2 separate regions of the Homo sapiens genome follow, and region 1 is linked to region 2. Evidence: chromatin loops called from intact Hi-C (ENCODE). Cell type or tissue: heart right ventricle. All regions are shown on one strand. Each heading gives the region's core, and the rest is flanking DNA. Links, peaks and the distances in the headings are about the cores only. Region 1 has its middle 110 kb from the start of DTNA. Region 2 overlaps DTNA (dystrobrevin alpha).

The links. Peaks named below come from ENCODE experiments on the same cell type or tissue, not always from the same donor. Only the 100,000 strongest peaks of a DNase experiment are listed, where the experiment ranks them.
Region 1: it touches region 2 in a loop (3-fold over the local background); 45 of 110 quality-filtered maps call a loop at or near these places.

The regions. Positions count from the first base shown.
Region 1 is chr18:34,590,728-34,603,246 of GRCh38, forward strand. It overlaps a transcript of DTNA not described here. Among named protein-coding and RNA genes, the nearest start is that of DTNA, 110 kb to the right of the region's middle. In heart right ventricle, for the core only: a CTCF peak has its summit at 5,077 (motif pointing right); a DNase peak (open chromatin) is centred at 2,414; H3K4me3 peaks cover 3,773 bases; H3K27ac peaks cover 4,419 bases.
Region 2 is chr18:34,782,131-34,794,649 of GRCh38, forward strand. It overlaps DTNA (dystrobrevin alpha), which reads left to right. Exons shown (of 23, transcript NM_001386795.1): 4 at 11,907-12,120. Among named protein-coding and RNA genes, the nearest start is that of DTNA-AS1, 21 kb to the left of the region's middle. In heart right ventricle, for the core only: CTCF peaks have their summits at 6,022 (motif pointing left) and 6,226; no DNase peak of the experiment used is centred there.

The DNA.
Region 1 (12,519 bases), core at 1,683-9,682, 190 kb before region 2:
TAGAAGCTGTTTTTCTGATCTAATCCTAATTCTCACATTAGTGCTTATGAAAGAGGAAAACAACATTTACTCACGATAAAGACTGAGTTCTAGCCATTATAAATCTTATCAATTGCCTTGTGAAGGTTAGGGGGAAAAAGAAGGAAAAAAATGATTGTACTCACTCACACTTGCATCTGGACTAATGTTCCTATTCCCGTTGTTGAGTGTTCTGAGATTTCTAAGACTGGCACAAATGGAAATAGCAGCAGAGATAAAGTTGGGAACCTTAGGAGATATCTGACTGATGAATGTTGCACTATAAAGAGTGGCCAGTAACAGTTCGATAAGGAAAATTATTATAGTTTACTCATTACTGGGAAATATTAGCAAACCTAAACATTTCATTTTTTTTTCTATTTTTCTTATAAGCCACCAAGATTGGTAGAAGTGCTCTTAACAAATATTTGCCACGTTAATATTTAGAATCACACACATGCATACATACATACATAAGATGTATAATGATTTTTTGGCTTCAGTAAAGGTACTTGGTACATAATATACATTCTATATAATATTTTGGTTAATTGCCTGAAAAGAAGCGTATTTTTCCCAAGACAAATACAAAACATATTTATCTAAGATGTAGGCCAACAAATAACCATTTTCCATAGGTTAAGATATACACTTGCACATGAGCAGTTCTTCAGTTTCAACAACCATTTTTTGAGTATCAGTTATGTGCTAGTGCTCACTCTGAGATACAACAGAGGTGAACAGAGCAGCTGAATGTGAACCATTGATGGCCGCACGTCTGTCCACCCTTCTTAGTTCATTTGTGTTTTGGCACCATCCATTAGCCTTGGGAAGGCGTGTTTTTGACAGAGGGATAAAGAAACACAGTGACAGAAATGTGTACTTTCTGGACTATTGCTTTATTTCTTCCCATTTATTTGTGAAGTCATTAGAATGCCCGTCTATCAGCATTACATAGAGCCTGCAGTTTCCCTAAGAAACTGTCAACTTTGGGGACAAAAATAAGGAAAGTTTCTTACTCCTCTGTTTCTATCTTTTGATCTTTTTAAAAGACATCTAGTAACAAAGTTAGGCTAAAAGGCTAAAAGCTGGTAAGCCACCAATCTATATGGGGCATCAAAATATCACTAAAATAGGCTAGTAATATGATGCCAATTAATCAAGTTTTCCCTCATGGTTTCTTAAGATGGTATTGCCCTAGATATGATAAAATATAACCCAAAATAGAAGATTCAAAACCATCAACAAACAAAAACAGAAAGCTTGCTTTCTGGCATCTACGTTTTGCCGTTGAATATTTTTGAGATGTCCACATAAGTTCCAAGGAGCAGCTGCAGCCACACCACCACCCTGAGCCCAGCCAGCTGACAGTTGCCTAGAGTTGGCAGCCACAGCTAGCTGAAATTTGGAAACCCCCAAATGCTTAGGGTTGAGATGTGTCCAATTACCAAAATTATAAAGCCTTCATTAGGCTTTTGAAGAAGTTGTGTGGTCTGTAGAATTGCATGTTTTGAACATAAAGAGGTTAGTTATTTTCAGAGGCAGGAGATCTTTTGGCCCCAGTGACCACTAAATATTAATAAATATTAAACACAAGTTAATTAATGGTGATTTAAAGGGACCCCATGTTGTTAATTCATGTCAGTCTCTATTTGATGAAATGTATCTTTTTCTTTGTTTCCATTCACTCAATTTCTCTTCTTTTAGATATACACTTGTATAACACACACACACACACACACACACACACACACACACACATTTTGTTTTCCAGTCCGCACTCAAGTTTTGCAAGACAGTCCTGAAAAAGAAGTTTCAGTGGGGAGATAGAAGTGTTTTTTGCACTCTCTCCTGTTTGGTTGAAATCAGTTTTTCCACAATTCTTACAACAAGTTTTTCTCTAACAGAAAATGCACAGATTGAACAGTTGCCCTCCAAAACACTGGCAAGCAGGCGGCATGATGATTTCCTCTTCTAACGGATCCCAACTCATTTACTAAGACTCATTCAACTTTTAACAAAAAATTTGTCATTTCTCTTTCTTACTACAGCCATTGCCATCCTCTGTAAAATTACATGTGGACATTAAAACTTAAATGCTGTCCTACAATGAAAATATTTTTAATGCCCTCCTCAAAGTTAAGAAAAAAAATTTACTATTTGTATTTTGTGTACCTGGGAAGTTATTCATGCTGAGTAACAGTACAAAACTTGAGCTGCCTTGCTTTCTGCTTCCAGGAATGCCAATCAGAGAACATTCTTTTTCAGGCAGCCAAGTTTGGAAGTCAGTTGGTTTCTGGCAGTGAGTAGGGGGAGGGGATGGCAGGGGAAGCATAGTGAGTCCTCGGGCTGATGTTCAGCTTCCAAGTGTTTCCGTAATATCCGTCAATGAAAGCATCTCCTTTTACCCACGTAGAGACAGGTAAAAAGACAGCTGAGTAAATCAGCATTAGATGTAACAGCGGAAGCTCAGTCAGAGGGAGCGGGGAGGGAGGGCGCATGAAAGCCTGCCATTGGCGAGCTTACCAAAGGCATCTGCCAGTGGGACTTCAATGGAATGTGAAACCAAATCATTTTCAAGTTAAAGATAGACACAGTACACACCAGGATCTAGAGGCTGGATTTCATACTCATAGCTCTCCCTAGAATTTCAGAGAGTTCTGTTATGATCTCTGTTGTAATTACCAATTTGGTTCAAGTTTGTTCTTTAAATGAATATGCTTAGAATTCACATATGTTCTGGATGTACTGGAATTAAAAGGATTTAAGAGATCATGGTGTGCATGTTCTAGGGTAAGTGAAAAGATTGGTTTTTAAAGTGCATCGCTTTTCTGGGATGCTTAATATTGAATTTTTCTTTTTATCTGTGTGAATGAAAAGGTCAAGATTTTTCAGTGTTGTAGCTTGCTTACCTTTCTTAAGATACTTGGTATTTTACATTTTGTGCAGCAGAAAGAGGATTTTTGCTTAGTTTTGAAATTTACATTGCAAGTCTGTAACTTCAGTTTTGACTTTATCCTTATTTGTTTTTCCCTCTATTCTTCTCTTAAGCACTATGAGTTTACTGAGTTACAATCTCAATAGTTTTATGTCACAACACAGACTGAATGCTACTGTGTCTATTATGCCATTGGATGAAACTATATTATTGTGAGATGGAGTTCAGTTTCCCCTGCATGTTACTAAGTCACTTCCCAATTTGAGAAACAAAAAAAGGAAAAAGGAGAGGAAAGGTGCTCTAAAGGTGGCTTAAACTGCGTAAGGAGCCTTTAGAAGATATTCTACTTTTTAAAAAGCAACTGAGAAAAAAAATAGGCACTTTTCAGGAAGAGAAGAATTAATAGAAGTTATTTTTTAGTGTTATCTCATTAATTCCAAGCAGGTTCCCCTCCTTCAGGAAAAAAAAAAAAGCTGAAATTTGCTAAGTGGATGGAGGCGTTCTGATTTTACAGAGCTTGAGAGAAGACAAGGGAGAGGAAGAGTTGTCTGATTTTGCTATTGTCGCACTGTTTTAGGACTTCAAACTTCTTCTTGAAAAGAATGACAAACTTTAGTTCTCTTCATGTTTTGCCCATGTATAGGTTTTGTTTCTTGTTTTGTCAAATGACCTCTCCCTCTGCTCTTAGAGACAGCTCTTCCAAACTTGCACAGCATTCCTTCTGAATAAATACTGTCCATAATAGTCACAGAGTACATGGTGTGAATTGGAAATTCTACTTTATATGGGGAAAATAAATCTGCTGACGCTGTTATTACAGAGTGCACAGATGAACAGTTGTTAAATGTAACTGGCCAGTTTTTTGTCTTGTCAAATAGACCAGATTCTAATGAACTAAGTTGGCTAAACTAGGTACAAACAATGAAGGGCTTCTTATGGATTTTTCATTCAACTTTGATGAGAATAAGTAATACACTGTGTCACTCTTCTAAAATGAAAAATGGGCATTATATTGATAAAGTCATTTGATTTTACAACTACTGAGTAATCTAGTGAGGCCAAGCAAATGTGAAGTTGGCAGAGCTCAGTTCTGATGCCCCTTTCCTCCTTTCTCTGTCCAATTTTCCCTCCCTCTCAGTCCTCCTTATCCCTCCAGACCCCTGATGAATATGACTACTCAGCGCCCCCGTTTTCTTGTCAAGCAAGACCTATACTCAAGAAAGAATCTGACTTAAGAGAGTTTTAAAGTCAATGTACTAAGTCCCCCAGTAATATTTGCTTTTCAGTGTAAATATCTGACCTTGTGACAGTTTAGACAATTTGTTAAATGATAGTTAACCTTGGGTAATACTTATAATTAACCCCTTTAGGTTGCAAGCAATTGCAATTAATTTTCATTTCCCCATAATCATGTGTTAACTTTGTAAATTTTCTGTGGTCATACTGGGTGCCTTGTGACATTGTATTACCAGTTGTGTACTGAATGGTTGACAATAAGAATGAACCTGGCAGAAATCACAGGTGCTTCCAAGAAGTTTGTGAATGCATGCACCTGGGTGCTCACCATACACTCAGGTACACACAGTAACACATGTAGGCATACCTTTTATGTAACTAATATGTTTTTTATTGAATTATAAAATAAATGAAAATATGTTAGGCTTACCAGTGTGGGATTTGGGTTTTTTTTCAGTGTGTCAAAAAAAAACACAAAAAAGAACACAAAATGTAAAATTCTAAAATGAAGAATGTTAAACTATGTGGCCAAATAGTGTTGACAGAAAAAGAGACAAATATTTCTCTGCTACTATTATATCACTTTTATAGTTTCTAATTCTTGTATAAAATTGTCAATCTTAGCTTTTATTCTTTTGAACATCCTAAGTGTAGTTTTATAATCTATTTCTGATAATTATAGTATCTCAAGTGTTACTGGATTTGTTTCTATTATTACTCTTCCTGCTAGTTCTCATTCATGGTGTCTTAATTTCTTGGTTGCTTGGATATCTTTGACTCTATGCTGGAAATGTATTTTTAAAATTACATTATAATTAAAGATCGTAAGAGTAAGTTGAGATCTAAGTGATAATGTTTTCCTCCAGAGAAGACTTTGGTTTGCTTCTGCCAGGCACCTGGGGGCGATATCAGACCAGAATCATCTTAGACAAAGTACAACTCCTGATGTTCCCTGAATCACCTCTGTGACAAGAAGGCTGCAAATCAGTGAGAGGAATGGTAGGTTCACTCCTCCCCTAAAGGAGAGTATGACCTTTCATGACACCAGCATAAAGCTGGGTTAGTTAATTAAAGCCCCACCTGAGGGCCAAGGACTTTGACTTTTCTATGAAGCACAGAAAGCTACTTGAAGTGTAAAGCTAGATTCTCAGATCTTTTTTCCTGATAGTCATATGCCCAAGGGCTTTTAAAAGTGACCTCACCTCTCTGATTTCTGATCTTCTCCTAAGTTTTCATATGCCAAATCTTCACCATCTTACTAAAGGCTCTTTGCTGTTTTTTGTTTGGTTGGTTGGTTTTTTGTTTTGTTTTGTTTTGTTTTATTCTGTTGCCCAGGCTAGAGTGCAGTGACATGACGCGATTGATCTCCACTCACTGCAACCTCTGCCTCTTGGGTTCAAGTGATTCTCGTACCTTGGCCTCCCAAGTAGCTGGGATTACAGGCACATGCCACCATGCTTGGTTAATTTTTGTATTTTTAGTAGAGTCGGGTTTTCAACATGTTGGCCAGGCTCATCTCGAACTCCTGGCCTCAAGTGATCCACCTGCCTCAGCTTCCCAAAGTGCTGGGATTACAGGCATGAGCTACCATGCCCAGCCTCTTTACTGTTTTTATATCTCAAATATCTTTATTACATCAGGTAATACATACAAATATCTTATTACATCGGGTATATCAGTCCAGATTCTCTCATTACTGTTACCAGAAATGGAAATTCATCCTACTGCTATTATAGTTGTTTCTTTTTACACTCTTCGTTCTAGAGAACATATCAAAGTTTGCTGATATCATTAATGATTTCAGATAACTTTTCTGATTTTATTTTTTAGTTGTGACCTGATATATTCAAACTTTTTGGAGAAAATTGCATATGCATGCTGATTGAAAGATTCATGTTTTCTGACTTTATTTGAGCTGTCAACACCACCTAACAGTTCTTTTTTTTAATTATACGCAAGTTGTGGGATACATGTGCAGAACGTGCAGGTTTGTTACATAGGGATACATGTGCCATGGTGGTTTGCTGCACCCGTCAACCCGTCATCTACATCACGTATTTCTCCTAATGCTATCCCTCCCCTAGCCCCCAATTCCCTGACAGGCCCCAGTGTGTGATGTTCCCCTCCCTGTGCCCATATATTCTCATTGTTCAACTCCCACTTATGAATGAGAACGTGTGGTGTTCGGTTTTCTGTTCCTGTGTTAGTTTGCTGGGAATGATGGTTTCCAGCTTCATCCATGTCCCTGCAAAGGACATGAACACATTCTTTTTTATGGCTGTGCAGTATTATTTGTCCCTAGCTGGCCCCTTTCCTTGGCAATTTCTTTAACCTCTAATCCATCCCACAAGCATCCTTCACTCTCAGAAGTTGATTTTGACTCTTTCTGGTTTCTCTTGGCCTATATCCAGTACTAAGACATTTAAAAAATCTTCTTAAATCCCGTGCTTTCCATTCTCTCTGCAGTTGCTCTACTTCAGGTCTTCATCATTTAACTTGGCTATTATATGGTCTTCCAGTTGTTCTCCTGTCTCTAAGCTCCATCCACACCCTCACCCTGCCACTACATACACACTTGCTGAAACCAACATACCCATCTTCTAAAAACTATAGACTTCAATTAATTGCTCCCCTACTTAAAAATCTTTAGTGATTCATGACTCCCTTCAAAATAAAGCTTAGTGTCCTTAGTATGTCTTAAAAGGTCCATCACAAAGCCTCGATCTGTTTCTCAAACATTGACTCCACTGCTTCACTGGTTATCACCAACACTTCAATCACATACAATGGCTGCCTCCACAATATGCCGTATACTATTTTAGCTCTGTGCTAGTCTACCTTTCCCCACCGCCCCCCGCCCCCCCAGAATGCCTATTGCTTCTCTCCTTTGTGGGAAAACCCCACTTTTCCTTTAGGGTTGACCTCATAAGTCACCTTCACTGTACTTTCTGTACTTTCTTTTTAAGTGTATAGCTCACCCACTGTTCTGGGAGTCCCTAATGCTGTGGCTTGTGTCTTACTCGCTTTTTTATTCTCAGTCACTGACACACAGGAACCACTCAAAAAAATGTTTAAGAAATGAACAGATGACTATTCAGAAGAAGTTTGTTTCTGAGGAATTTGTTTTGTTAATATATTCTTTTCCATTCTAAACATCATTTTTTCTTTTGACCTTAGACTCTTTGTCTAGAATAATGATCATTAGTAATCCTGTATGTCAAGTGGAGTCAGTAAAAACATGTTTATTTGGCTGTTGTCACTGTCTTGGGGAAAGGGAATTCTCTATTTTCTTTCTTTCTTTTTTTTTTTTTTACCAAATGTGATGTATAACTTGATTGTGACAACAAGAGAGTAGAAATTTAAGTATGGTGAGTCAGCTGTTTATTATCAGAGAGATTCATAATCAAAAGAGTCATAGAGTGGGAAAACTGACATATTTCAACAAATCTAGTCCAGAATGTTAAATAGCACAATGGGAAAATGTCAATGAGGCACAACTAAATGAAAATTATCTCATTGCATACAACCTCAATTTCAACCATTAGAAAACACTGGGTTGTTTTCAAATCACAGTGTGGTGCTACAAAGAAAGCAGTTGAGTGTTTATGTAATACAATATTGTGAAAGCTTGTGGAAAACTTTTCTTAAAATTTTTAAGGCCTTGGCCAGGCGCATTGGTTCACGCCTGTAATTGAGCACTTTGGGAGGCCGAGACGGGTGGATCACGAGGTCAGGAGATTGAGACCATCCTGGCTAACACGGTGAAACCCCATCTCTACTAAAAATACAAAAAAAAATTAGCCAGGTGTGGTGGTGGGCACCTGTAGTCCCAGCTACTTGGGAGGCTGAGGCAGGAGAATGGCATGAACCTGGGAGGTGGAGCTTGCAGTGAGCCGAGATCGCGCCACTGCACTCCAGTCTGGGTGACAGAGCGAGACTCCATCTCAAAAAAAAAATTTAAGGCCTTGAAGTGCAATTTGAATATCATCTTTCTAAAAGCCTATGCTAAGCAAAGAAAAACTGTATTTGTTTATTAAACATTGAATATAGTTGATGGGAACCAGAGGAAGAGGAAATATAACTTATTAATTCCAAGGATGTTTAATTAATTTTATACTCTTTGGACCACTTATAAACTTTTTACACATTTATTGTGAGGCTTTGATACGCCAACTTCTGAGATTTAGATAAATAAGAAACTTGGCTTATATTATTTCTCATACAGGACACTCCTACCTTCACAAAGAGAAAAGCCCCAGTATGGGTGGGGCTTCAGAATGTATCTTCAGAAAATGTATCTTCAGAAAACATCTTTGAATTTAATGAAATGTTCAAACTCAGTGTTTGAGATCCCAGAATTCTTCATCGCAAAATATGAAAATATGATATTGGCCTTTCTTTTTTGCCTCATCTATAAAAGAACTCTAAACTAGCTCTTGAATAATGGCTGATTTCTAATCATAACTTCCAAACAGCTGAACTCATTTTTCTCATTAATTCAATAATTTGAACTCCTACCTTTTGTTCTAACTGTGTAGACAATGAAATTACTTATTCACCCCCTTCACCGGACACTGGTACTGAAGGATATCATGTTAAAACAATGAATTTAATTAACAATTTTTTTCTTTTTTGTTGTTGAAAAGGGAAAACAAAACCCTCAAACCTGAAAAATTCCATATCCCTTCATTTTACTTTTTCTTATTACAGAAGCAATGTAGGAAAATCATGACTTTACCTGTTTTTGGTTGTCGTTGTTTTGTTTTCTTGTTGTTTCTTTTTTGAGACAAAGTCTTGCTCTGTCGCCCAGGCTAGAGTACAGCTGTCAGCTCACTGCAGCCTCTACCTCCTGGGTTCAAGCAATTCTCCTGCCGCAGCCTCCCAAGTAGCTGGGATTACAGGCACCCGCCACCACGCCTAGCTAATTTTTTGTATTTTTAGTAGAGACAGGCTTTCATCATGTTGGCCAGGCTGATTCGAACTCCTGACCTCAAGCGATCTGCTTGCCTCAGCCTTCCAAAGTGCTGGGATTACAGGTGTGAGCCACCGTGTCCAGCCAACAAATTTCTTTATGTATCTTTCATTGATATTTTAAATGTATTTGTCTTAATCTCCACACATATTTAAAAAGTCATTTTGCCTTTCTCAACAACTAGTATTTTCTTCTCAGAAAGCTAAGTTAGAGGATAGTCTTGAGATTCTTAAAAAATCTCTTGTTTAGGAGATACTTATGTAACAGAAGAGCTTAAAGAGAGCTGAATAAATTCTGAAAAAAAGTTAAGTCAAATGTGTATTTTTTATTACATATTTAATTAAATCTTAATATAAAATAGAAACACATTTATTTGCATAAATAAAACTGGACTTGGCATTTTTGCAAAATAAAAATGATGTAAAGATGACTCAGACACTCTGAATCATGAAAGTTTTGTAAACCTCTAAGTATTTTAAAAAGAGCAATAGAGTTACTTTAATTATTTTTCTTTTTAAGTCTCAGTTTATTTTTTGTACTCATTCCTATATAGTGTGATAGTTCACACATTTATAGATGCTGAAACAATGAATTCACTGAATTAATCACAGTTCAGGAATACAGATGCCTTAATTAGTTTTTTACAAGATATAATTTTGAATGAAATTTATCTTCCAATGCATATGAACTTCCAGGTCTTAGATTGTTCATTTCTACATATTTGAAGAATCATGTTTACTAACCAAAAGATATTTAACACCTCAGATAAATGTAGCAATTCTTCCCAGATGCATCCAATGTTTGAAGTTATTTTGTAGGTAAGAGACATTTATTTTACATATGATAAAACTAAGATGTAGACATATGAAGTGTTCCAGATATACTATGGGTGGTTTCCTCAGGTAACAAACAACTCTCAATTTCAGTGACATATAGAAACCAGGTTTCCTTCTCACTTATACAATTTAGCCACCACAGATTAGCTGAAGGTTCTTCTCTACACAGCTGTTTTCACCTGGAAATGACCCATTTTCCTTATACTCACATTCCCTTAGCCAAAGCATGCCATGTGGCCACACCTAACTTCAGTTGGATGGGAAGTATAATATGATCCTACCATTGGCCTAGAACAGGTGAGCCCCAGTACTGGGGCTTAGCCCAGGAGGGTTTTTGGCTTTGCCTAGGGCAGGAAAGAATTCAAGGGCAAGCCAGTGGTGTTAGACAGCAACTTTTACTGAAGTGGCAGTGTACAGCAGCAGCAGAGGTACTGCTCCTTGCAGAGCAGGGCTACCCCATAGAGTGTCCAGAGTAGCAGCTGAGAGGCAGTTTTGTGGTCATATTTATATCTTTAATTATAAGCAAATTAAGGGGTGATTTATGCAGAAATTTTTAGGAGAAAGGTAACTTCTAGGTCACTGGTCATTGCTATGGAAAGGGGTTGTAACTTTTGGGTGTTGCCATAGCAATGGGGAACTGACATGGCATACTGCTAAGCATGTCTTATGGAAAGCTGTTTCCATACTGGCCCTGTTTTAGCTAGTCCTCAACTCCTTCCAGTGTCTGAGCCCAGCGTCTGGAGTCAAGTCCCTCCTCCTACCTCACCATGTGCTTAGAAAGAGAAAGGACTGGAATATTTATGTAGAGCTCTGAGGAATTTCTACACTATTGGATAATAGGCAGCCTAAAACTCCCTTAGTAACACAGATTTAGACTTAAAGTCATATATATCTGTGAACAGGTCCATACTTGGTAAATGTACGCCACCTGCGATCTGATACTAATGTCTATTGCCTGTTTACATCTTTTGGCTCTTATCTCCACTGAGACTTTTCAGCTGTCTAAATCTTTACCATTTCCATGTCTGTGACCTTTTCTGTCCAGCTTCTCCACCACTATGGAATTCTAGGATTTTACCTATCCTTACACTTACCACTCAGGGAGTCCTGCCCATAAACAGTTTTGGGAAGTGTAAGGAGACTCCGTTGGGGCAATTCCTACAGAATGCAGAAAGTAAATGTGAAATCTTAATGCTTTCTCCTCTCTAGGAACTGCTCATATGTAGTACAGAAATGGAGAAAAAGGAAATTGAATACAATTCTAATCCTCAGCCCCCACTTTAATCAGTAGACAGAGTAAAAGGCCTAGGCTCAGGGAATATGGCACAGAGGAATGGTGATGTATATTATATATTAGAAATACATAGTCTCGAATAGCATTTATATTATTGGTACTCTACCCTTTGCTTAGCATTTAGTTTTAAGCACTAACTATAATCGATAAAACTCAGGAATTCAAAGATTGAGACACTTAAGAGTTGAAAATTTTTAAGCCAATATTTTAAGGTCCTTTGAATTGTCATTTAAATCAGCAAATCCAATTTGTGTCCTTGGAAGCCAATAATTTTAGGAAATATTATGTGTGTATTGTGGGGAGGGCTGGGATAAGAATCTTGGATCAAATGAATTTGGAACATGCTGTATACCGTATCCCTTTCTTGGAGATTTAGGTAAACATTTGCATTAAGAATGCATAAAAGTTCTACACTAAAGGGATATGTTTGACTTTCTTTAACCCAGTGTTTTCCAGTGTAATTTGACTATGGAACTTTATAATTATAGATAGATACATAGATAGATAGAGATATATCACATTTCAACACCACAAAACACACTTTGGTAATTCTGGTTGCAAGAACCTCTAAGGCTGAGTGGTGCGGTGGCTCATGTCTGTAATCCCAGCACATGGGAGGATCATCAGGCCAGGAGTTCAAGACCAGCCTGGGAAATGTAGTGAGAGCCTGTCTCTACAAAAAAAAACAAACAAACAAACAAAAAAAGAGGCCCGGCGTGGTGGCTCATACCTGTAATCCCAGCACTTTGGGAGGCCGCCGGATCAGGAGACCAGGAGTTCGAGAACAGCCTGGCCACATAGTGAAACCCCGTCTCTACTAAAAATAAAAAAATCAGCCGGGCGTGGTGGCAGGCACCTGTAATGCTAGCTACTGAGGAGACTGAGGCAGGAGAATCGCCTGAACCGGTGAGGCAGAGGTTGCAGTGAACCGAGATCACGCCATTGTACTCCAGCCCGGGCGACAGTGTGAGACTCCCTCTCAAAAAAAAAATACAAAATAAAAAATAAATTTAATTTAATTTAATTTTAAAAAAGAAAGAAAGAAAGAAATTTAGCTGAGCGTGGTGGTGTGTGCCTGTAGTTCCAATCAGGAGACTGAGGAAGAAGGAACACCTGAGCCCAGGAGTTTGAGGCAGTAGTGTTTGTGCCACTGCTCCCCAGCCTGGGCAGCAGAGTGAGACCCTGTCTCTAAAAGAAAAGGAAAGGAAAGGAAAAAAAAATCCCA
Region 2 (12,519 bases), core at 2,402-10,401:
GGCATCCAGTAGGTGCCCTACTCTATTCCATTCACTTAGCATTATTGAGAACCCAGTTTGAACAAGGTATTATGCAGAGTTGAGAGGAATGCAAAGATGAACAAGACATAGCCCATGCCCTCAAGATGCTAGCACGTAGTTCTGTGGTTTTTAAGTTTACCCCCACGTATCTTCTGGAGAAACTGATGAAAGCCATGGACCTATGTTTCAAAATATACATGACCCTGAGCATAAAATTTAGCTCATGATTTTATATTAAGTGGAATTTATAATTCCAATTATGGAATGATATAAAACATTCAGGAAAAAACTTGTTTATTAATAACTATGGAAAATATGTAGTGTCATAAATGGTCCAATAGATATGTGAAGTGCTCTGGGAGCAACAAAAGGGAGAAAGTAATCCTACCTGAGGGTATAAGAATGAGCATCCTCAGGGACATGGCATGTGAGTGGTACCTTGAGGGATGGTGATTGTAGGGCACACCTGGTGGAGGGAGCAGGCTAAGTAAAGGCACATACAAGAAAGCCAAGGGAATGTCCTGGAATTTATGAAGTCCAGTGTGGCTAGAGCATAGGACTCTTGGAAGAAGCTGGAGAATAGTGGGAGATGGGACTACAGACTAGTAGACTGAGGTCCAAACACTGATTTTCATGCTTAGCCTGTTGGGTTTTACTCAATAGGCAATGGAGAACGGCATGGCCAGAGCAGAACCTTATAATATTTCTTAGGATAGACAGAAAGAGACAGAAAGTGGAGGTGAGTAGGAGGCTTGCTTCTAAGTAGAAGGCTTTTACAAGCCTAGATTAGGGCACTAGAATGTAGGGAATGATAAGACCACATTAAAGATGTGAGCTCTAAAAGCCCTTTATAAAATGACTGTCCACAGGAGAAATAAGATACAAGATTTTCTTGCTTCTAAAGTGATTAATATTCTGAATAAAGTTAAACACTGGCAATGAGAAATTAGTTATCATTCAGATCTGTCTTTTCATTTACCTTCTCTTATTATTTTTGTAATCCTTGGTATAATACTTTAAAAATAATGGGCTTAATAAATCCTTGTTCAATTGAATGTTTTTAGATTTAATTTATAGTGTGACAGCTACTGAGTCAACAATTTTCATACCTCACTTTGAATAACGATTCTGGTCTGCAGACACAATTTAAGGAATACTGAATACCTTTTCCTAATAGGCAATGGATGTACTACCAGGGCCTGTGAAGATTGGCATGATATTCAATTTGATTTTACACCAAAAATATGTTGTAGACCTTTTCATGAAGGTTTATTACATCATCTTAACCAGGAAATTAAAGTGAAACTAAAATGTTATCTCTGTAAGACATGATGCTTCTCTCTAAGGATCCTTAGCAAAGAGAACTACCTTGGAGATAAAAGCATGCTTTCAGAGCCAGAAAGACGTTGAGATTGGAAGCATAAAAACGCCTAGTGAGCTACTCAGCTGTTGTTTGGGTTCACATTTTATAAAGGTATAGCTCATGCTCACTAATGGAAAACAAATCTGAAGATTGTGCCTTTAGTAACATTTTCTTTCTGATTTCAATGTTTGGTTAATGTGGGTGATGGCGGATAGCTTCAGTGTAATCACATAAAAATGTATCTATTGACCCTGGAAAAGCATACCATTTAATTGAGTCCTTCTTCCCTAAAAGATTTTTAAATACCATTTTCTCATGATAAGAGGCCTGAACAAGGGCATAAAAATAAATTATTTATTTTAGAGCTCTTAACAACTAGGTAATTTGCACCTGGCTTTCTTGGCCACAGTGCTCCCAGGAAATTCCTCTGAATCAAAGGAGCATCTCTATTCTTCCTGTCTCTTGTCTAACTCCATTCTTTAAGTTGTGCTCCATAGCAGTGGTTCTCAAACTTTATTGTCTAACAAAATCATCTAAGAAGCTGATTATACCTAGGGATGCCCTGGCCACACTCTAGACCTATGGATTCAAACTCGATAGTTTGAGACCCACTTATGGCTCTAAAGAACAGCCCGGGTTTCCACCACCATACCTCTTAGCTTTAGATGGGGCTCTGAATTAACTCACATAGTAGTCTGAAAATGAAATTAAACATTTAACTTTAGGAGATTCAAATCTTTAATAAAATATAAAAACAAAGATATTCCCTCATTGAAAAATTAAGAGTGTTATATACTGGGCAGTATAAATGAATAGTTATAGACCCTGCTTTCCTCTAAGCTCCAACACAAATTTCTCTGGTTCTAGGTCAATATAAAATCTAAATGCACCATCATCGTTCTTTGCTCTGTGCCATTGCTCACTGAACCCACTTCTTCCTGGAATATCCTTCCCTCCTTATCCCCATCTATGCACTTTCTGCTGTGTTTTAGGAATCAACTTGAGCCTTACCTCCTCTTCCAAATCTTTACATAGTTTCCAGCCCATAAAGCATTCCTGTATTTTGAGCTCCTGTAGCACTTTTCTTTTTAATCTGCACTGTGGATGTGGGCTTTGGATAACACAGTGTCTTGTGGTGATCTTCAGTTAGGTCATCTGAGTGTGTCTTTCCCCATGAGACTTACAATCTTTTTTGTAGTCAGGCTCTCATATTTTGTTAAATCACCAATAACATCAACCATAATGCATTGTAGAGCCTTAAAAATGCTGGTTGGATTTAATTTCTTTGAAACTATTATGGAATCTAGCTGCTTGTTCCATTTCCCAACTCTGTGTGTATATGCATATGGCAATCTTTCTCCATATGTTACAGCCTGCATGTATGATTGATGCATGGCAACTAGTGATACACTGAAATATTCTTTTTTTTTTTTTTTTGAGATGGAGTCTTGCTCTGTCGCCCAGGCTGGAGTGCAGTGGTGCGATCTTGGCCCGGTTTCACACCATTCTCCTGCCTCAGCCTCCCGAGTAGCTGGGACTATAGGCGCCCACCACCACGCCCAGCTAATTTTTGTATTTTTAGTAGAGACAGGGTTTCACCGTGTTAGCCAGGATGGTCTCAATCTCCTGACCTCATGATCCGCCCTCCTCAGCCTCCCAAAGTGCCAGGATTATAGGCGTGAGCCACCACACCGGCCCCTGAAATATTTGATTTGAAATTGAACTAAACTCGTAATCACTGTGATACAGTCTCTCATGGATTTATAACATCATTTCATCCACTAAAGGGAAAACAAACCTCAAGTTATAGAAGAAAGCTCATATTAAGGGACAAATATATTTATACCAGACAGAGTGAGGCAAAGAATTGAAAGAATTTTTGTGAGTGGAAAATTTTTATAATTCTACCTGAATATGAGAGTAAATTTTAATGCCTCTCTGTTTGCTCTCAAAAATAAGAATAATGCCTAAAATTTATATAGTACTTTATATTTTACTCTTTTCCCATGTACATTTTCACTGTTCCTCAGAACTCTATCAGAAAGGATATTATTATTCCCATTGTACAAATGAAGAAACACTTGAATCCCAGTGTCTCAGTTCATGTTTCTCTATAAGAGAATATAAATAGTATGTATATATAAATGTCAAATCCCATTGTATACCTCTGAATATATACAATTTTTATATGCCAATTGAATATTTTGAAATCTAAAAGGAGAGAAAATAGATTATTATTGCATGCTCAATGCACTTATTTAATATCTCTATCTCCTCCCTCTCCGACACACATGTAAGTTCTGTGTGATTAGGGACCTATTTTGTACACTCCAATTCTAGAAACCAGAACAGCACTGCAACACAATAAGGACTGAATAAACACTTATTGTATGAGAGAAGTTATAAGACTAAGATGGAAGACTACAAAATGCAGCCAGTGAGCAGCTTAGGGTAATGAGTCTCAGGAACCTAGTGTCACTCCTGACATTCTCAAGGGGCTAAGTTCCTCTCCCTACCTCCTCACACCCCAGTTCTGTGAAGCCTGGCCCACATGTGAGCTCCTTAAAAGCAATTTTTTCTTAAAGTCTACTTGGTGCTTAGAATACTGAATGAAACTTTCCATTTGAGAGTTGTCGTAGGAACAAGACAATGCTTATATGCGTGTTCATCTGTTCATTCTAAGGACATTGGAACTTTGTTTGATAACTAAAAGAATGAGTCTCCATAATTAACTTTTCTACAAGCTAGCAAATGTATTTTAAGAATCTGCTATATGAAAGAACATAATATGGCACTTCAAACCCGGTGTGTAAACTAATCAGAAATACTACCTGAACTTTGTTCTTGTACTCTGAAGAGTGTAATTGCAATGGAAATTCATGCCGGGAATATTGCACTGAAGGTCAGGAAATTTACATCTAGGGAGGGGAGAACTGAATGCATTTTCAGGAGAAACTATTTATCTTTGTTGCTATGGGGATTCCTGCATATATCTGCATATCTCAAAGAGGGGAAAACAAGTCATAACAGAAACCTCAGACACCAGTCACCCTCACTTTAAGCACGGAGGGCAGGGTGGAGATTGAGGGAGCATGCGCATGGATATACACACACACACACAAAACCACACACAACACTGTCTACGCACAAGAAGATATATGTATTCCCAATAGCAGATCAACAGATTATATCCAATTTCCAGCATAACTACAATTTCCTGTTCTCCTAATTAAAGCACATCATAATGCAATGAGTGACCTTCTTAGGGATTAAGCCTCAAACCCTTCTAAAATAATATGTATATATATCCTTATACAAATCACTGTTAAACTGCATAAATTAATTTATGGTAATCAGCTTCTTGCAATACACCTCACAACCTACGAAGACATTTCAGGCTGTCTTGATGCCAAAGGACTGAGAACTACTGACTTCAAGAAGCGCTTCTTATACTTAAATGTGAATACAAACTGCCTAGATATGTTGTTAAAATGCAGATTACGATTTTCTAGGTCTGTGTGGGAGCCTAAGAGATGCAGCATTTCTAAATAGCCTGTGTTTTGTTACTACAAGTGTGATGTTGGACCACCAGTATCACCAGGAATCCATTTTACATCCTTGCAGGTGATTCCATTGTGAAGCCACAGTTAAGGATCACTATTCCATAATGACTAAAGCTAAGTCACTATAATTGTCTACTGACCTTTCTCAGCTGCAAGCCCTTTGAAAACCTTCTAAAAGTTTATAATCAGTGGTTGTCAGAATCACCTGGAGAGTTTTGTCAAAACCCTTTTCCACTCTTTTATATTTTGGACTCAGGAGGTGGTAGAGTCTGGGTTTGAGAATTTTGAGATCATCAAATGCTTTAGAAAAAGAACATCATGCTTAGATTCAGAAACTTGGACCCAGCCTCAGGGATTCAAGAAAGGCTGGCCCTGGATAAATCATAAAATAGACTAAATCTTGAAGTTGTCTTTTTGATATTTTTCTCCCCCATATTTTATCTAACTTATATGATTCTACTATTTCTAATAAAGTTTATGACATCAGCCATCTCTATCTAGATATAACTAGGTTTGTCATTTTAGCACTTTTCCTACGGATGCTTGGATTTAAGTCATCTCTGTGAATGAAGGACTCCATCTCCCATTAAAATAGTGCAAGATGTCAGAAAACACATTAAAAATATCTCTTGAGATAAACAAACTCTCCTTTACCCATCTGCAACTCTCCCCCCAACACCCGAACCTAGCCCTTTTCTACCTGAGATTGCCTGGATTTATAGAAAACCATTGAAGCTTTGTCTATTTCCATTTATGTATGTAAAGACAAATCTTAGGTCTTAATAATTAATGCCTGAAATCAACACTATTATCGTTACTTTTAAGATTCCATGAAGAACTAAATATTAGGTTAAGAATGCATTTTGTCTATTCTCGATGTGGTTATTGTTAACTAAGGAATTTCGTTATGCAAACCGTTGCCTTTCCTAGTATATTAATGTAAAATATATGCAACTGTATAGATGAGGGAATTCCTCCTATCTCCTGTGCCTAGTAGCAGGTGCTCTATTAATGGACGACTGGTTTGATAGCTATTTAGTAAAATGCGCGCAGTGCCATCTAGTGGTTCATAGTCATTATTACACAACCTAAATGTCATCTAAAATGATTTAACTAGCACAGCAGTAAGCAACATATTTATACAACTGTCAGACTTTTAAAACAAACTTCTTAATAACTTCTTAATGAATCTCAACTTAGCATTTCTCAGTGTCACTATTTAAATAAACAAAAGGCTTATGTTACTTAAATTTCTCAATAACTAATGTATACTGAATGCTTATTATACAATGCTTATTATAAGCACTATGTGGAGTGCTTTATGTGAAGTATCTCATTTGACCCCCCCAAAACAACAATGTAGTAGAGAAAATAGTATTGTCCTCATTTTACAGGCGAGGAAACTGAAACCTAAGGAAGTTAAGTGACTTGCCCAAGGTCATAGGGACAGTCAGTAGGGGACCCCAGCCACTGCCCCGGTTCCTGCACCTTCTGCACTATGCTTACACCTCCCAAGGTAGTCGCCAATGAAATAAAGTTTCCATGAAACCTTTGTGAAAGATAGCCTCCTCACCAGGTTTCTAATGACCCGATATGGTAAAATCAACTTAAACTCCACTAACTCAAAATTTATGACAACAAAACTAAGTGTCTGCTTTTGTGGCTGCAATGCACTTTGTGATTCTTTTACTTCACCCACATAATACGTCATCAAGATTATGGGTTGATTAATTTATTGAAATTGGGATACTTGGCTAAAATTTAGTTTTGGACTCACAGATCTTATAAATTAGTAGTAGAATAGTATGGCTTTAGATCAGAGTGTATTTAGTTATTTTATCACAAATAGCTCATTTCTTGATCATCTATTATGTAAATACACGTTCTCTTTTAATCTCACTATAACTGCCTCTGGATGGCATTCGTTTCCTCATTTTAAAAAAGGAATAATACAATGTATAAACAAAATATTATTACATTTTATTTTTATTAATAAAATTTGCCCAGTTTTGCAGTTATTTCCAGAGCCAGGAATGAAACCTTAATCTCTGTGGCTGCAAAATCTGAATTCTTTCCACTATGCCACCACTGGAAAATAAGGGGTACAATGTGCGTGACTGCAGTTTTTTCTGCATAGTACCACCTTGTAGACAAAAATACCACCATCCCTTACTGGAACTAAAACAATATGCTCCAACTACTTCCCACTGTGTGCCTGTCCGTCTCCGCTCCTTTCTTCCCTTAAAGTCAGAAATGACATTTTTAAGCTGCATTCCTGATCATGTTGCTGTCCTACTTAAAACCCATGTCTTCATACTCAGCATAAAGAGCCAAATCCTTATTGTAGTTATGGTGCTCCTGCAACCTTATCTTGTTCTGGCCCAATCAAGACCATATCGTAATCCCATTTTATACCTAGCATGCTATATGTCACAGTATGTCACTATTTCTGATCACCCGTTTGTGTGATTGTGTGAGTCATGTCTGTATTCCCACCAGACTGTTAGCTCCCATAGGCAGGAACCACATCTATATTGTTTGTATTGAGTCCTCACAATCTACCATAGTGTTTGCATATAATTATGAAAACTAGTTTTACTTAAATCATTTTTAATTATCTATTCTCACAGTTAGCCAGAATTATTTTATTTTTCATGAAATATTTTTCTTTTACGTTCCTTATATTAGGACCTTCAATATGTAAGCACATAAATGCAGCATATTTATGTTTAATAACTTTCATATAATTTCTAGGTATTTGATTATAATAATAAACAACTATTGTCTCCTACATGACATGCCCTATTCCAAGTGTTTTACAGGCATTATTTTATTCAGCTGTCATAGTAATCATCCGAAAGTAGATGCTATTTTCAGTTCCACTTTTCTAACATGAAGATTCAGAGAAGTTAATTAGACTGACAGTATACCTAGGATTCAAACCAGTGTCTCTGTGATTCTTCATGACTATGCCTTATTGCATTTTAGAAAGCAAATGCATCCTTAGAAAACCCTGTTTCACTGTTGAGTCATTTCTTTGTCATTCTCTCATTTAGTCAAAAGACATTTACCAAGTTCCTATGTGTAAGGATGTGTAAGGCAGTGTGAGGGGCACTAGGGGTGTGAACAGTTATCACAATAGACACAGCCTTGTCCTGTGCCACATGCAACGCAGAATGGGAAACAGACAAACTGTTGGTCTACACAAGAGTGCCCACTACATGCTGTGATGGGGAAGGACAGAGCTCTAAGGTGGTGCATGCAAGGGGTATAAAACCCGGAGACAGGGTTTCTGATCCAGCCCAGAAAGATATCCTTGAGGAAGTAATGTTGACGCCAAGGTATAGTAGATGAGATGTAGATGAGAAGTACACAGGGGCTAGATGAAAAAAGAAAAGAAAGAAAAAAAACTTCAATCCTTGTTTAGATTTCAAATTAATGGGAAGTTATTAAAGGACTTTAAGCAGCATACTATATATATATATATATATTTTTTTTTTTTTTTTTTTTTTGAGACGGAGTCTCGCTCTGTTGCCCAGGTTGGAGTGCAGTGGCGCAATCTTGGCTCACTGCAAGCTCCGCCTCCCGGCTTCACGCCATTCTCCAAGCAGCATACAATTTTAAGCAGCATACAAGTGATATGTCAAATTACGGTTTAGAAATCACACTCTGGCTGCAGTGAGTAGAAAGGGAGTACAGAAAGAATGAAAAAAGAACTGACTCAGCCAAACAGTAAGCGTGATAGCATTGGGTAACGAAATTGGGTGGTGGCAATAAAGGTTCATGGAAATGGTGGGATTACAGTGATGTTTAGGAGATATACAGTCCATAGGACTAGGTCATTGATAGAACCCAGAAAGTAAATCTCCCTGGAGGGAGAATAGGCAGCGGGAGGATGGTGGCATTCACCAAGGAAGGGAATCCCAGAGCCGGCAAGGGGAGAGATGAGTATGGGCTGCTCACCCTGAGGCTGAAGTACCCAAAGAACCCTTACATGGGCATGCCTATGTGGGAACCCTTATGTGGGCCACTCCTGTGGTCACTCCCATGGGCCTGGATAATTCCACCACTGGGAATTCTAAAAGGGTTTCCTATTCCTTACAATGGCTCGTCAAGAGAAATTTAAGCATCCAGATTCCCTCCCTTTGCCAACAGCCATTTAGCTTTCTTGACATATACCCATCTCCCTCCCATGCTCAAGTTCCCAGTCCATGCTCCTCTCCCCAGATGTCTGTTCCACATCATCCACAACCAGGAACTAGGTGAGGATAGGTCACAGGGACCAAGCAGGACGACAGGCTGGATGTCATCAGCACTGCTTTCTTTGCATCCTGCACCCAGACACATCCTGATGACTAGATCCAGAAGATTCACAGATCAAATCTATAGGGAGTAATTAGAGGAATCCCAGCTCTTCCCAACTAGAATTTAAATAAATAAATAAATTTAGTTTATAAATGCCATTTCCCTGGGAGTGTTTTGCTTGCTAGATAGAAGAGTTGGATAAATAACACCAAGAAATACAAATAATTTCCTTGTTGATTAATTCTTGATATACAGAAAAGCTTGCAAATTTGAAATCACTTAAATCTGAATTTTTCCAAAACTAATAAATATTTATTTTAGTTGGTATGTGATTTGTACTCATCTGCTCCAAATCAGAGATATATTGCAATATATTTTTCTTTTGACATGACTCACATTATTTACTTGTTCATCTATAATGCATTGTCTGCTAGGTACCAGGAACTACCACTTTTTACTCTATGCATTTTTCCATTTTAGGAATGCCAGCCCCATTTCATAGATGAAGGAAGTGAGACTCTAAGTCTTAGAGGTCATGCACTTGTCGTAGAAGAGCCAGATTTGCAACCTAGGTCTTTGGACTCCAAGTCCAGTGCTCCTTGAGCACAGGTATCTTCCCTTCATAACATAAAACATTATTTTGAGTAATTGTTAAAATTAACAGCAAAAATCCAAGTAAAGGACACAGTAACGGTTCTATGTAACCTGTTGTTTTTTTTTTTTTAGTTTAAGGATTTGCATAATCTACTCATCTCTTGGATCTCAATGTGCACACAAAGTTAGTTATGAGAACCATACTTTAGGTTTTTGTTTTTCTTTATGCCTAATTTGAAAATAAGAATGTCTGAACAGATTGCTCTCTCTCTCTTAGGGTTCTGTGGTTACAGATCCTGCAGTTAAACCTAGCCTGGGAAAAGGGTCTGACTTCAAAAGACTGTTGGCTAGTTGGCTCATTTGTTATTATAATGGAAGAAATTGGTGACAAGTTCTCCTATACCAAAAGTCAGAAACCATAGATCTGTTCTGAAAAGCAAAAGTAAGAGAGAAGTCAAGAAAAAAGTCACATAGCTCAATTCATAGTAGAAGCTGATGTTAGTTTTGCTTATTAGGTATATAGCCAGGAGAGAGCAATGAGGTAGAAGACAAAAAAATAGGGAGCTGTTAGTGAAAAAATATATATACAGTGCATATTTCTCAAAAACGGAAACTGTTATATTTCATTGAGAATAAACAAAATATTTATTTGCAAATGCAAAAGCATAATGAAAAGTCAACCTTAAATGGTGAAGATGTGGAGGAACTGGAACTCTCGTACACTGCTGATGGGAATGTAAGATGGTTCAACTACTTTTGGAAAATACTTTGGAACTTTCTTTAAAAATTAAACATACACTTACTGTGAAACCCAGCCTTTTCATTTCTAAGTATTTACTTAATATTTTTAATGATTTTAATATTTTGAATCCCTCATTGTCTAAGAGAAATGGAAGCCACATATCTATACAAAGACTTGTACGTGATTGTTCATAGCAATTTTATTCATAAACAAAAACTGAAAAACAACCCAAATGTTCATCAACAAGTGAGTTGATAACCAAATTGTGATATATCCATATAATGGAATACTACTCAGCAATAAAAAAGAGAAAACTATTGATACTTTCAGCAATACATGTATGAATTTCAAAACAGTTAACACTAAGTAAAAGAATCCAGACCCAAAAAAGAGTGTTTACCATATACTTACAGTTATTAAGAACTGAAGTTTGCAACAGAAAGCAAATCAATAGTTGCCTGGAACAGGGAATGAGGATGGATTGCAGAGGAGCATGAGAAAACTTTTGAGGGTGAGGACGTGTTCTTTATCTTGGTCGTGATCATGGTTTCTGGGATCTCATAACAAGACCTCAGGGCAAATAGGGAAGAAAACAGAAACAGCTTTCTTGACTACCCTAGTGAAAGTAACCATGACTTAAATCAGCTGGTAATAATGTAGCCAAGAAACTTCTTGTTCTTGACCAGCCTAGTTCAGTGATGTGTGACTTAGTTCTGCTGCTGCTGCAGTGTATACATAACTTTTCCTTTTTACCTTGTCTTCCTGCCTACCTTAACTTTCTTTTTTTTTCTTGTTTCCAACAGCATACTACTAAAAAACACATAAATAAATGAAAACATTTTAAATACTCAAATATAATTTGGACATCCTTTCAAACACTAGAATTTAAATGTTGGCCTTTTCTTTTTGAGGGGGCAGGGTGTGCAATGGGGAAATAACTTTTAAACCGATAGACTTGGATCTGAATGCTAGTCTTGCCATTGACTCCTCTTCTACTTTTGCATTTGTCAGTTCAGTTTCCAGATCCTCAGTTATCTTATGTGTAACACAGGGATAATAGCTGTATTTCAAGAGTGATTGTGAAGATTGGAAATAACTATCTATTGTGGTGGTCAGTAAATCATTTGCTTGCTATTATGTAATGCACATCAAGTCTTAGAGATAATGCACAGCCTATGTTCATTTACTTATGTTGACCCCCTGCAACAGCTGCACACATGTGAGATACCTAGAAAAAAACAGGACAGAGGGTCATGTAAACTGATGTATTTGCCTTCCATTACTTTGGGCTGATGTGTTAACTCTGCTTTAATTGTAGTGCACCTGGTGGACATATGGAATGTCATAGAAGCATTGCGGGAAAATGCTCTGAACAACCTGGACCCAAACACTGAACTCAACGTGTCCCGCTTAGAGGCTGTGCTCTCCACTATTTTTTACCAGCTCAACAAACGGATGCCAACCACTCACCAAATCCATGTGGAGCAGTCCATCAGCCTCCTCCTTAACTTCCTGCTTGCAGCGTTTGATCCGTAAGCACCCTCTGAATGTCTGTTCCTCTCTACATGTTTGGCTTTCACTTCCTGTCTTACTTGGTCTTTTTCCCAAACAATTTTATATCTCTCTCTTTTTTTTTTTACTCTCTTTTTTCTTACAGTGGATGCTTATGTCAGTAAAGTCTCCATGTGTTTAATATAAATTTTAAATCCTGTGAAAAAGACTAGAGAGTAAAATGGTGCCAGAGGAACTTGAGGACAATTGTATTTTATGTGCTGACCTTTAGTTATCTCATCCCATGCTTCCTGGAAGCTGTGGATGCTTGAGAGGATTGCCTGTGGTGCGATTTAATGAAGCGTGAAGTGGGAGGATCTTTTTAACTCTCTTCTTTGCAAATTGTTTAAGACAGTGTTTCTGAGGTGTCCTAACAAGGC